Regions from separate parts of the Homo sapiens genome. Here region 2 is linked to region 1. The links are chromatin loops, found by intact Hi-C in ENCODE. Cell type or tissue: PC-9. All regions are shown on one strand. Each heading gives the region's core, and the rest is flanking DNA. Links, peaks and the distances in the headings are about the cores only. Region 1 has its middle 120 kb from the start of C1QTNF3-AMACR. Region 2 has its middle 200 kb from the start of RAI14-DT.

What was found. Hi-C counts contacts between places; a loop is a spot of excess contacts. Peaks named below come from ENCODE experiments on the same cell type or tissue, not always from the same donor. Only the 100,000 strongest peaks of a DNase experiment are listed, where the experiment ranks them.
Region 2: a loop joins it to region 1, with 7 times the contacts of the local background. A loop is called at or near these places in 4 of 110 quality-filtered maps.

Annotation. Positions count from the first base shown.
Region 1 is chr5:34,242,435-34,247,819 of GRCh38, forward strand. It overlaps a transcript of C1QTNF3 not described here. Among named protein-coding and RNA genes, the nearest start is that of C1QTNF3-AMACR, 120 kb to the left of the region's middle. RefSeq lists an enhancer at 2,290-2,584 and a silencer at 2,297-2,476. In PC-9, for the core only: a CTCF peak has its summit at 3,024; a DNase peak (open chromatin) is centred at 3,632; H3K4me3 peaks cover 2,059 bases; H3K27ac peaks cover 1,435 bases.
Region 2 is chr5:34,449,657-34,455,041 of GRCh38, forward strand. No RefSeq gene overlaps it. Among named protein-coding and RNA genes, the nearest start is that of RAI14-DT, 200 kb to the right of the region's middle. In PC-9, for the core only: a CTCF peak has its summit at 2,743 (motif pointing left); no DNase peak of the experiment used is centred there; H3K27me3 peaks cover 1,342 bases.

The DNA.
Region 1 (5,385 bases), core at 112-5,111:
TGCTGGGATAATTCGCTAGCCATAAGCAGAAGAGTGAAACTGGATGCTTACCTTCCACCATACACATAAATTAATTCAAGATGGATTAAAGGTTAAAATGTAAGACTTCAAATTATGAAAACTCTAAAACAAAACCTAGGAAATATTTTTCTCGACATTGGCCTTGGCAAATAATTTTTGGCTAAGTTTCTAAAAACAATTGCAACAAAAACGAAATTGACAAGTGAAAGTCAATCAAACTAAAAAGCTTCTGCACAGCAATAGAAACTATCCACAGAGTAAACAGACAACTTACAGAATGGGAGAAAATATTTGCAAACTATGCATCTGATAACGATCTAATATAACAAATCCATAAGGAAGAAAAAATGACAAGCATAAAACAACCCCAGTTAAAAAGGGCAAAGCTAATACAGGAGCAGAAAATCAAACTCCGCATCTTCTCACTTATAAGTGGGAGCTGAACAATGGGAACACATGGACACAGGGAGGGGAACAACACACAATGGGGAACAACACACAACACACACTATAATTTTCTGTAGGGGGTTGAGGAGAGGGAGAGCATCAGGAAAAATAGCTAATGCATGCTAGGCTTAATACCTAGGTGATGGGTTGACAGGTGCAGCAAACCACCACCACACACGTTTATCTATGTAACAAAACTGCGCTTCCTGCACATGTACCCCAGAACTTAAAATTTAAATCAAGAAAAGGCAAAGGACACGAACAGATATTTTCTCAAAAGAAGACACTCAAGTATATGAAAAAACACTCATCCTCACTAATCAGCAAATAAATAAATGCAAGCAAAAACCACAGTAAGATGCCATCTCACATCAGTCACAATAGCTATAATTAAAAAGTAAAAAAATTAGATGTTGGCCAGGCTGCAGAGTAAAGGGAATGCTTATACACTACTGTTGGTGGAAATGTAAACTGGTTCAGGTACTGTGGAAAGTATTTTGGAGATTTCTCTAAGAACTTAAAACAGAGATACCCTTCGACCCAGCATTCCCATTACTGGGTATATATTCAAAGGAAAATAAATTATTCTACCAGAAAAATATATATGCACTCGTATGTTCATCAGCATGTTATTCACAATAGCACAGACACGGAATGAACCTAGGTGCCCATCAACGGTGGACTGGATAAAGAAAATGTGGTACATATACACTATGGAATACTATGCCTCCATAAAAAAGAATGAAATTATGTCCTTTGCAGCAACATGGATGGAGCTAAGGACATAATCCTAAGCAAATTAGTGCTGGAAAAGAAAACCAGATACCACACATTCTCACTTATAAGTGGAACCTAAACATTGAGCACACAGGAACATTAACATGGGAACAAGACATGCTGCAGGCTATGGGGGTGGGGGAGAGAGGGGAGCATGGGCTGAATAACTACCTACTGGGTACTATGCTCACTACCAGGGTGCACTGTACAAAAGTAACAAATCTGCATATGCACTATCTGTGTCTGAAAAAAACTGAAATTATAAAAACCAAGAGAATATGTTTCTAATGAAGGTAGACTTTATTTGATGGACTGGATTAGAATATAATATTTTTTAAGGGGGAAGGCATTGGGGGATGCACAATGTCTACAGGTTTCTAAATCTCTCTGGTTTCTCACCTAATTCATAGTCTCTTATGTCATTTTCATAGTTTTCATATTCTGCCTTTCCACCTCTTCTTTTTAACAAGTAAAATTCCTCATAGCATACAAAAAACCAATTTTATAAAAAACCCATATTATCGATCAGGGACCTGTGGATTATGTGCTATTAGAACCATACAAAATGTCTCTATATAGTTTTCTGTATCTTTGGAATATCTTTGGGTGAAGCTGCAGACCTTCTTGGTGAGTGTTACAGCTCTGCGCAGAGCCAAACAGTGAGCAGCAGCAAGATTGCAAAGAGCAAAAGAACAAAGCCTCCACACTGTGGAAAGGGACCCTAGCACGTTGCTGTTGCTGGCTCTGGCAGCCGCTTTTCTTCCCTTATCTCACCCCACCCACATCCTGATGATTGGTCCATTTCATAGAGAGCTGATGGGTTCATTTTACAGAGAGCTGCTTGGTCTGTTTACAATCCTTTAGCTAGACACAAAAGTTCTCCAAGTCCCCACCAGATTAGCTAGACACAGAGCACTGATTAGTGCGTTCACATACCTTGAGCTAGACACAGCATGCTGATTGGTGCATTTACAATCCTCCAGCTAGACGTAGTAAGTTCTCCAAGTACCCACCGGACTCAGGAGCCCAGCTGGCTTTGCCTAGTGCATCCCGGCCGCGGGCGGAGCTGCCCGCCAGTCTCTGGCGCGCTGCCGCACTCCTCAGCCGTTGGGCGGTTGACGGGACCGGATGCCGCGTAGCAGGAGGTGGCGCCCGTCCCCTCGGGGTGGCGCGCGGGAGCCCGCGGTTGGGGGGCGGGGGGCAGGGGACGGGGGCGGGGAGCAGGGTGAGGGCTCCAGCATGGCAGGCTGCAGGTTCCGAGCCCTGCCCCCTTGCCCCGCGGGGAGGTGGCTGAGGCCCAGCGAAAATTCGAGCGCGGCGCCGGCGGGCCATCACTGTTGGAGGACCCAGTGCACCCTCCGCAGCTGCTGGCCCGGGTGCTAAGCCTCTCACTGCCCAGGGCCGGCGGCGCCAGCCGACCGCTCAGAGTGCGGGGCGCGCCGAGCCCGCGCCCACCCGGAAGTCGCGCTGGACCTGCGAGCACCGCAGGCAGCCCAGGTTCCGGCCCGCGCCTCTCCCTCCACACCTCCCCGCCAGCAGAGGGAGCCCGCTCAGGCCTCAGCCAGCACAGAGAGGGGCTCCCACGGTGCAGCTGCGGGCTGAAAGGCTCCTCAAGCGCGGTCAGAGTGGGCTGAGGCCGAAGAGGCGCCGAGAGCCAGCGAGGGATGCCAGCAAGCTGTCACCTCTCAGAAATACAGGAAGAACATCAATAATGTTCGAAGTTATAAAGTAGGTTTCTATCAAGAATAAAACATAAACGATCAAAGAATTCCTTATAAAAACATTTTTTATTTCTAGGAATCAAAACATAAATATAAAATTTGAGAGTCCACCAAAAAAAATTAGATGCCAGATTTCACTATAATTATCAGGGAAGCGCCCAAACGGGTTGTTTACGGCGCCTCGGGGAAACTTTCTGTTTCGTGTTAAGGGTCTTGAACCATGATGTTTAGAAAACCATGGGCTGATGCTTTCAGAACCTCTGTGATTGTTGCCTCTGACACTGCATCCAATAGACTAGCATGTTGATTAGGGAAAGCTAAATTCAATAAAATACGACTGTAAGTGGGGTCACCACCTTGAGGGGTTATGTTAGAAAAGTAGATGATAAGGTGGTATTGATAGAGTATTGAAGTCTGGGCTCAAATGGTTGCCCGGGGCCTTTCAAGACCAATGACTGACAAGAATAGGTAATGTTCAGGACATAGAGTTTAGGATTGGGGGACACTGTGAGTTAAGGGCCATGACAGAAGTCTTCATAAGTAAACTGTTACTGGCACAAGCTGCTACCTGCCCAGGTGAGCAATCTGTTGGCCCAGAGGAGAGTTGCTTACTGACATAAATTGATTTGCAGAAATTTCCTGAAGCAAACAATAAGTTATTTATAGGTTTGCAGCCTTACTTTCCTGGAAAAATACTTTTCTGGAATGAATTGTGAAATCATGTTGACACAGATGGCCTCAGGTTTCAGTTCGGATAATTAAGCTGTGTAAATATAGAAAGTCTAAGGTTTCTGTGTGCTGTTGATTCACAGTATGCAACAATGATCATATTACTTTTATTTACTATGAGCTTCAGCTGAAAGTCCAAAAGAAACTTTAATTTCAGATATTTAATGAAATCATTATAGCTGTGGTAATTTCCTTTAGCTGGGTGTGAGTGTGTGATGTGAGCGTGTGATGTGTGTGTGTGTGTGTGTACTCTGGCAGCATATTCCAAATAATTTCTGTAAAATTTCAGTTTGAAATTAATAGAAGACATATTAAGTTGTTTAAACTCTTTGTTATTTAAATTCTATATTACTTTAGTTGATTACTCTGTATTATTACGGCAAAGCTTTGATATGTTGCCCTGAATTTAAATGAAAAGGCTGTTCGGCATAAAAACAGGAATATTTTATTACCAAAAAGAATTAACTACCATATGTCATTTACAGAAAAGAGTAAATTCTTCAGGGCATAGAAAATACACATTTCCTTCTGTTTGTGTGGAAATAAGCAAAATACCTGTTATAATAGATTCCTCACAGAATTTTGTGAAGCTTCAGGTAAACTTGAAAGAGAAAAATTAAAATTCTAGAGTTTCATAATTACAAATTGGGATATAAAAATAGAATAATTATTTGAATTTTGTATTTCTCTCCAGGGGATCAAAAGTAATATATAAACTTTTAATAAATATTGATATAGCTTCACGTTGACTCCATATGTGAGCAATTTGCTTTCTGTTAAATTCACAATTGCATAATTTTTTTCAGGCTGGAATGCACTTGGATGCCAGAGATTTTGATTTCTTAATGTGAAATAAGGTGATAATACATTCCAAAGTATATATTTTTTCAACTTTGAATATATCTGGTGTATTTGGAGTAATATCTGAGTAAATACACTTATATGTAAGAGAATCAAAGGAACAAGATATTATTTTATATCCAAGGAAATTAAAACACTTAGAACATAAATACGTATTGCATTACTTCATATTAAAGAAATGTTTTACAAAAGAAAATAAAAGAGCTTATTTTATAGCCCCATTTCCACAAATAATAGCAAAGGTACATATATCTGATGTTTTACACACTCATTATTGTTTCTCTTAAAATTTGTTGCTTATACTATTTTAAAAAGCAAGCCTATAGATTGTTGTGTGTATATACATATACACACAACATATATATATGTGTATATATATATATATATATATATATAGCAGCAAGCAAGAGAATGGGCCTCTTCCTACTGAGGTTTAACATTTGCATGCATATGTATATTTTGATTCACATAGACTTATTGTTCTTTAATTACGTGAACAGTGATTCCTGGTTACATTATTGGAAAATGGAAGCAATGCTCAAAGAGCATCACCTAAATTTCCATCATATTTTGCTCTCAATATATTTTGTACATCCAAATATATTGTGATTAATCTGCATACATTTTTGCTGTTCTAGGTGACGCTGATATGAGGCTAGGTAATACACGACCTTAGTCTGCATGTTGTACTTGTGTAACACACATAATTTTACAGTGCTAACAGGTGCTATAATAACTAACTATAGTTAATGATGAATGAAAGAAGGAAGATGTTAAGATGTTAGGGAAGGACTCAAAAGATGCAGTGCTTGAGTTAGAATTTTAAGGG
Region 2 (5,385 bases), core at 107-5,106, 210 kb after region 1:
GTTATCATGGGTTCCCCAGGAGAAGACCTTGAGACGAGGGTCCAAGTGCAAGTTGTTTCTTTGGAACACAATCTTAGAAACCAGCCTAGAGAGTGGGGAAGTGAGAGAGGGAAGGGGGAGCTGACAGGTGGTGCCAGTTACCCCACTGCGGTCATCAGAGCTTATCTCTGCTGAGGAAACTCTAGAACCAGTGTAGAAAACACACCTCAGATTTACTCACCAGAGAGGCTGGACAGCCAGGGCTCTTACACATCAGCCTCATCCAGCATTGTTTGCGGGGAGGCACTGTGGTGTTAGGGGGGTGTAGTGAGGGCAATTGGACAGCTGGCTTTCATACCCAGGAGAGCTCTGAACCCAGAAGTTGGGCAGGAGTGTGCAGAAGGGATTAAGACACCAAATGCAGGTCGTTGCTGATTATGTCTACTACAGCGTTACTACAAGACCTGTTATATTTTTAGAAATGAAGAAACAGAGACTAGACAGTTTATGCCTCTTGCCCATGGTCATGCAGGTAATAAGTGGCAGAGCTGACTTAAGCAGTCGCATCGAGAGCCTGTGCTCCTGGCCGCCATGCTGCACCACCCCGGCCCTCACTACCTGACATTGCCTCTTCTTACACCCCAGGCATCCCATGAGATTTTTGTTTCCCATCCTGAAGCTCCTCCCTGAGCCCACTCCTCTGGACTTGGGTGCACCAAACTCCACTTGATCCTCAGTATATTGGCACCCCCTCTTCCCACTACACAGTTCCACTAAACCAGTGGCTCCATTTTGCATGCATCAGAATCCCCTGTGGGTCTGCTATATCAGACTGCTGGGCCCCGTCAAAGTGTCTGTCTCACAAAACAAGACACTCTGGTTACCAGCCCCAGGGGAGAACTCCAAACACTTGTGCCTATTGACCTTGGCATCAGAGTCACCAAGGAAAACAGTGCAGTCAAGCACTGAAAGGGACGATGCTTTGCTTAGGTAGAGAAGACACAGAACAAGACCAGCTCCAATAGTGTGGTCAGTGTAGATAGGGTAATTTACCTATGCACACTCCTCTTGCACCCTAGAGGAATAACCCCATATTTCTATCTCGAGTCTGAAATACTGAAAGCTGGCGGGGGGTGTCTAGGGCCCTTGACACACATCCATTGAGTCTGAAAGCTCTCCCCACACAATGCATGAGGTGATAGGCACGGCACAGGCTTTCTCTCTCTGTAAGGAAGTACCCAAGGCCCCTTCTCATGTGGCCCCACGTGGGTGGAAAGACCATTTTCCCCTTTCCCGACGGTTTATCTTTCCTTTCTCCGTCCCTTCCTTCTTCTTCCTTCCTTCCTTCTTTCCTTCCTTCCTCCCTCCCTCCCTCTCTCTCTCCTTCCTTCCTTCCTTCCTTATGTTTTTTAGAGAGTGAGTCATGCTATGTTGTCTAGGCTGCTCTTGAACTCCTGGGCTCAAGCAATCTTCCTGCCTCAGCCTCCTTAGTAGCAGCAATTAAAGGGGTATAATCCCTGAGCAGGTTAACAGTTTCTCATTCCATGTGTCTAGGGAGAGACAGAGAATCTACATTTCTACAGGTCCCCGGGCGGTGCTGTGCAGGTGCATGATAAGGAGCGTGATCTGATGTCTGATTCACACCAGGGTGTGGGAATCTCAGAGGCAGAGAGCCCTGGAGATGAAAGGGACAGAGACCTGGATTCAGATCTCATTTTACAATGAAGACCCCAATGCAGAAAGTCATGTCTGAAATTCTGAGCTTACTCTTCTGCCTGCTGGGACCTGCTCTGGATGAGAGAAGGGAGGAAAAGGACTAATCAGAGGAGCCAATGAAGTCACTCCATGAGGTGAGGACAACCCAGCCCTGCACACATCAGGGAGATGCTGGCTATGGTTTCAGCCAGGGCAAGGCTCGCATTCACTGGCCTTCAAGGGTACCCATAAGGAAGAGAGTTGAATGAGAAGAATGGGAGGCTTTCAGGAAAGCTGAGGTGAAACAGGCAATGTTTTGTCATTATATTTATTGATGTTTTTCCTATATTTACATGATCTTCAAACAAAGAGCCAATTCATTTAGCTTAGTTTTTTTAAGGCAGTTAAAACAGCTAAACATTACTCAGTGCTGCATAAGCTAAACAGCCAGTTGATTAAATTTTCTCAGTTTTTCATAAATCTTGATATTGAACATATCAGTTACAATCAAAAGGTGTTCATGGGCACCTACTCTGTGGCAGGCACAGATGTCAGGTGCTGAAGAAGCAGTCAGCAGTGAACCAAAGTCCCTGCCCATTCTGACCAATCTAAAATCCCAATGTGTGTGAGTGTGTGTGTGCGTGGGTGTGCATGTGTATATGTGTGTGTGTGTATATGTGCACACACACACTCCCTTTGTTATCCTACAATGCACGACCTTCACCCTTCTATTTCCCCACTATCCAAATTCCCTTTACATCCTGAACCTGTTTGCATATTTGGACTCCTGAACACAAGAACCACGTGCATTTTGTGTGCAACATAATAATGCTGCCAAAACCATCATCTTAAGGTGTTTCTTTGGGCTCAAGTGGGACCTTGAATTACCCTATCCATACAGCATATGCTTAGCAGAGACCCTGTTGTAAACATCTCCACCACCGCTGATCAGGAGGTTAAAAATCAGTCTGGGATCCCTCAAAAAGCTGAATTTTTATAGACTGGGGTGGGAAGGGGGAGAATTACCCAGTCAGAAACTGGTTTAGCAGGATTTGGAGGTAGTACGACAGCGCCCTCTCTTGGTTCCTTTAAAGAAAACAGGTAGCATTTTCATTGAGAACAAGGTCCCAGTGGGAAAACACCACTGGTTTCTTTTCAGGCATTTGTCAAGGAGTTTCCAGGGTGCCTTCTTATTTATCCCAACACCTGTGACAGGCACCTCATCACTCAGAGCCTGCCTTTCCGCCTTCCCAAGCCTGTGACTATCAGGCTGTTCAGAATTCCCATCAGTCCAGGGCGTTCCCTCCTCACCTTCCCATCCAGGGCTGCCTCCTTATGCTTCTACCCTCCATCCATATGATACCTTGCTTCCTACTGAAAACCATCTGTCCGTCACCTTCTCAAGACTTTGGTCCAATACCTTGGGCTTCTGTGAGATCACTGAAGAAACTAATCTGTGCGGGACTAATGGAAATAAATAAGACTAAACAGCCTTTCCCCCAACCCCATAATCCTTCAAAGACATTGTGGCAGGTCAGGCTTCCATTTGCAACCAGAACAGTTCATTTTTACTGGCCTTTTGCCATAATTCTGATGAATGTATAAGTTAAGCGTTAAAGTACTGGAGAAACTAGTGCCTGAGTGCAAGGGCTGGAATGCCCAAACAAACCCATTAATACCCCACTCAGGTTTTCTCCGACATTAAAGTCGGGTCAAATAATAAAAGCATTCTTACACATACACCTCGTACCAGGGCCCACTTAAGATAAACTTTCCGAGACTCTAGAGAAAGCTTTCCAGACCCCAGACCCTAGTTAAAGATTAGAGAGAGATTGAATTAAACACCCCTGCTTGTAGGTGCACTCCCATGCGCAGCATGGAGCTTAAAATGTATATAAGCACTAGAAAAAAACTTGAAACTTTGAGTTGGTCTGGTGAGTGACTCCGACCTTCTGCCTATAACTAGTTGCAGAAATAAACTTCCTTATTTCCCAGGCTGTCTGCATCTTGTTATTGGACCGTGAGATCAAGCAGCCAGACCTCGTTCTGTCTGGGAACAACATTACTGCACATCTTTTTAAGACAACCACCCAGCCTTTGCTTTCTGGCCAGACACTCTGAATAAGTAAGGGATTGGGGGCCACAATGAAGGGAAGAAGGTATCACACATCTTAGGCCAAAGGAAGAAACACTTGTGAAAGGTTTTCTCATGTTAAAACCAGTAAGTAGCTATGACTTTAGAGTGATAGGGCCTGAACATTTTCAGGAAAACATCATTATGGGTCAGAGACTTGTCTTTCATAAAATGTTTGTGGTGCCACTCTTGGAGAGTTCACAGTGCTCTTACATGCATCATGATGACATTATAGTATGTCTTCAGGAATTATATAAAGCTAGATTTACCAAATTCCTCCTCTAATTCATAGCTCAGCTAAACTGCAGATGAAATGACTGAGCGTCGAGCGTGAATTAGAAGATGAAGCTTTGGGCTGGGCACGGTAGCTCACGCCTGTAATCCCAGCACTTTGGAAGGCCAAGGTGGTTGGATCACCTGAGGTCAGGAGTTTGAGACCAGCCTGGCCAACATGGCAAAACCCCCTCCCTCTCTACTAAAAATACAAAAATTAGCCAGGCGTGGTGGCGCATGTCTGTAATCCCTGCTACTTGGGAGGCTGAGGCAGGAGAATCGCTTGAACCTGGGAAGTGGAGGTTGCAGTGAGCCAAGATCACGCCATTGCACTCCAGCCTAGGCAACAGAGCGAGACTCCATCTCAAAAAAAAAAAAAATGACGTTTTGAAAGATTAAAGACTTGCTCATAAAAATTTCCTTTTAATCTCAAGTTTCCTGAACCCTGCCCAGCTAGAGATTAACGTCTGACCATCAACATAGGACACTGTGCAGATGGCTACTTGCTGGCGCACATGAAGACCAAAGCCAGGACACAAGCCCCAGCCCTGCTAAACACGGCAGAGACTCTGCCCCAGCCCACCTCCTGTGAGAATCTGCTTCACTCCACAGCTGACCCCAGCATCTTCATGTGAGGACCATGAATGGACATAGTTTCCAGGATTTTTTGTGACCCAGGAAACCCGAACTCTCATCAAAAATGAATAAATAAAAGGAGGGATGGGTAAGAAAATGCTAAAAATCTCCTTTTTGAATCATTAACATTCACTTGAAATTTGTCTCCACTATTTCCTACTACCCTAGCAAACTCCAACCTGAATAGCATGGGTGATGGCACTAAGCCCTATAATAGAAAAAGTGCCCTTAAGCTCTGTATTAGTCCGTTCTCTCACTGCTAATAAAGATACACCTGAGGCTGGCTAATTTATAAAGGAAAGAAGTTTAATTGACTCACAGTTCAGCATGGCTGGGGAGGCCTCAGGAAACTTACAATCATGGTGGAAGGGGAAGGGGAAGCAAGGCAACTTCACAGGGCGGCAGGAAGAAGTGCTGAGCAAAGGGGGAAAAGCACCTTATAAAACCATTAGATCTCATGAGAACTCACTCACTATCATGACGACAGCATGGAGATAGCCACCTCCATGATTCAATTACCTCCCACCGGGTCTTTCCCATGACACATGGGGATTATGGAAACTACAATTCAAGATGAGATTTGGGTGGGGACACTGTCGAACTATATCAAGCTCCATTCTGATTTGTGGTGAGTGTTGAGCCTGCTTAATAATATCCCATTTTTCTAC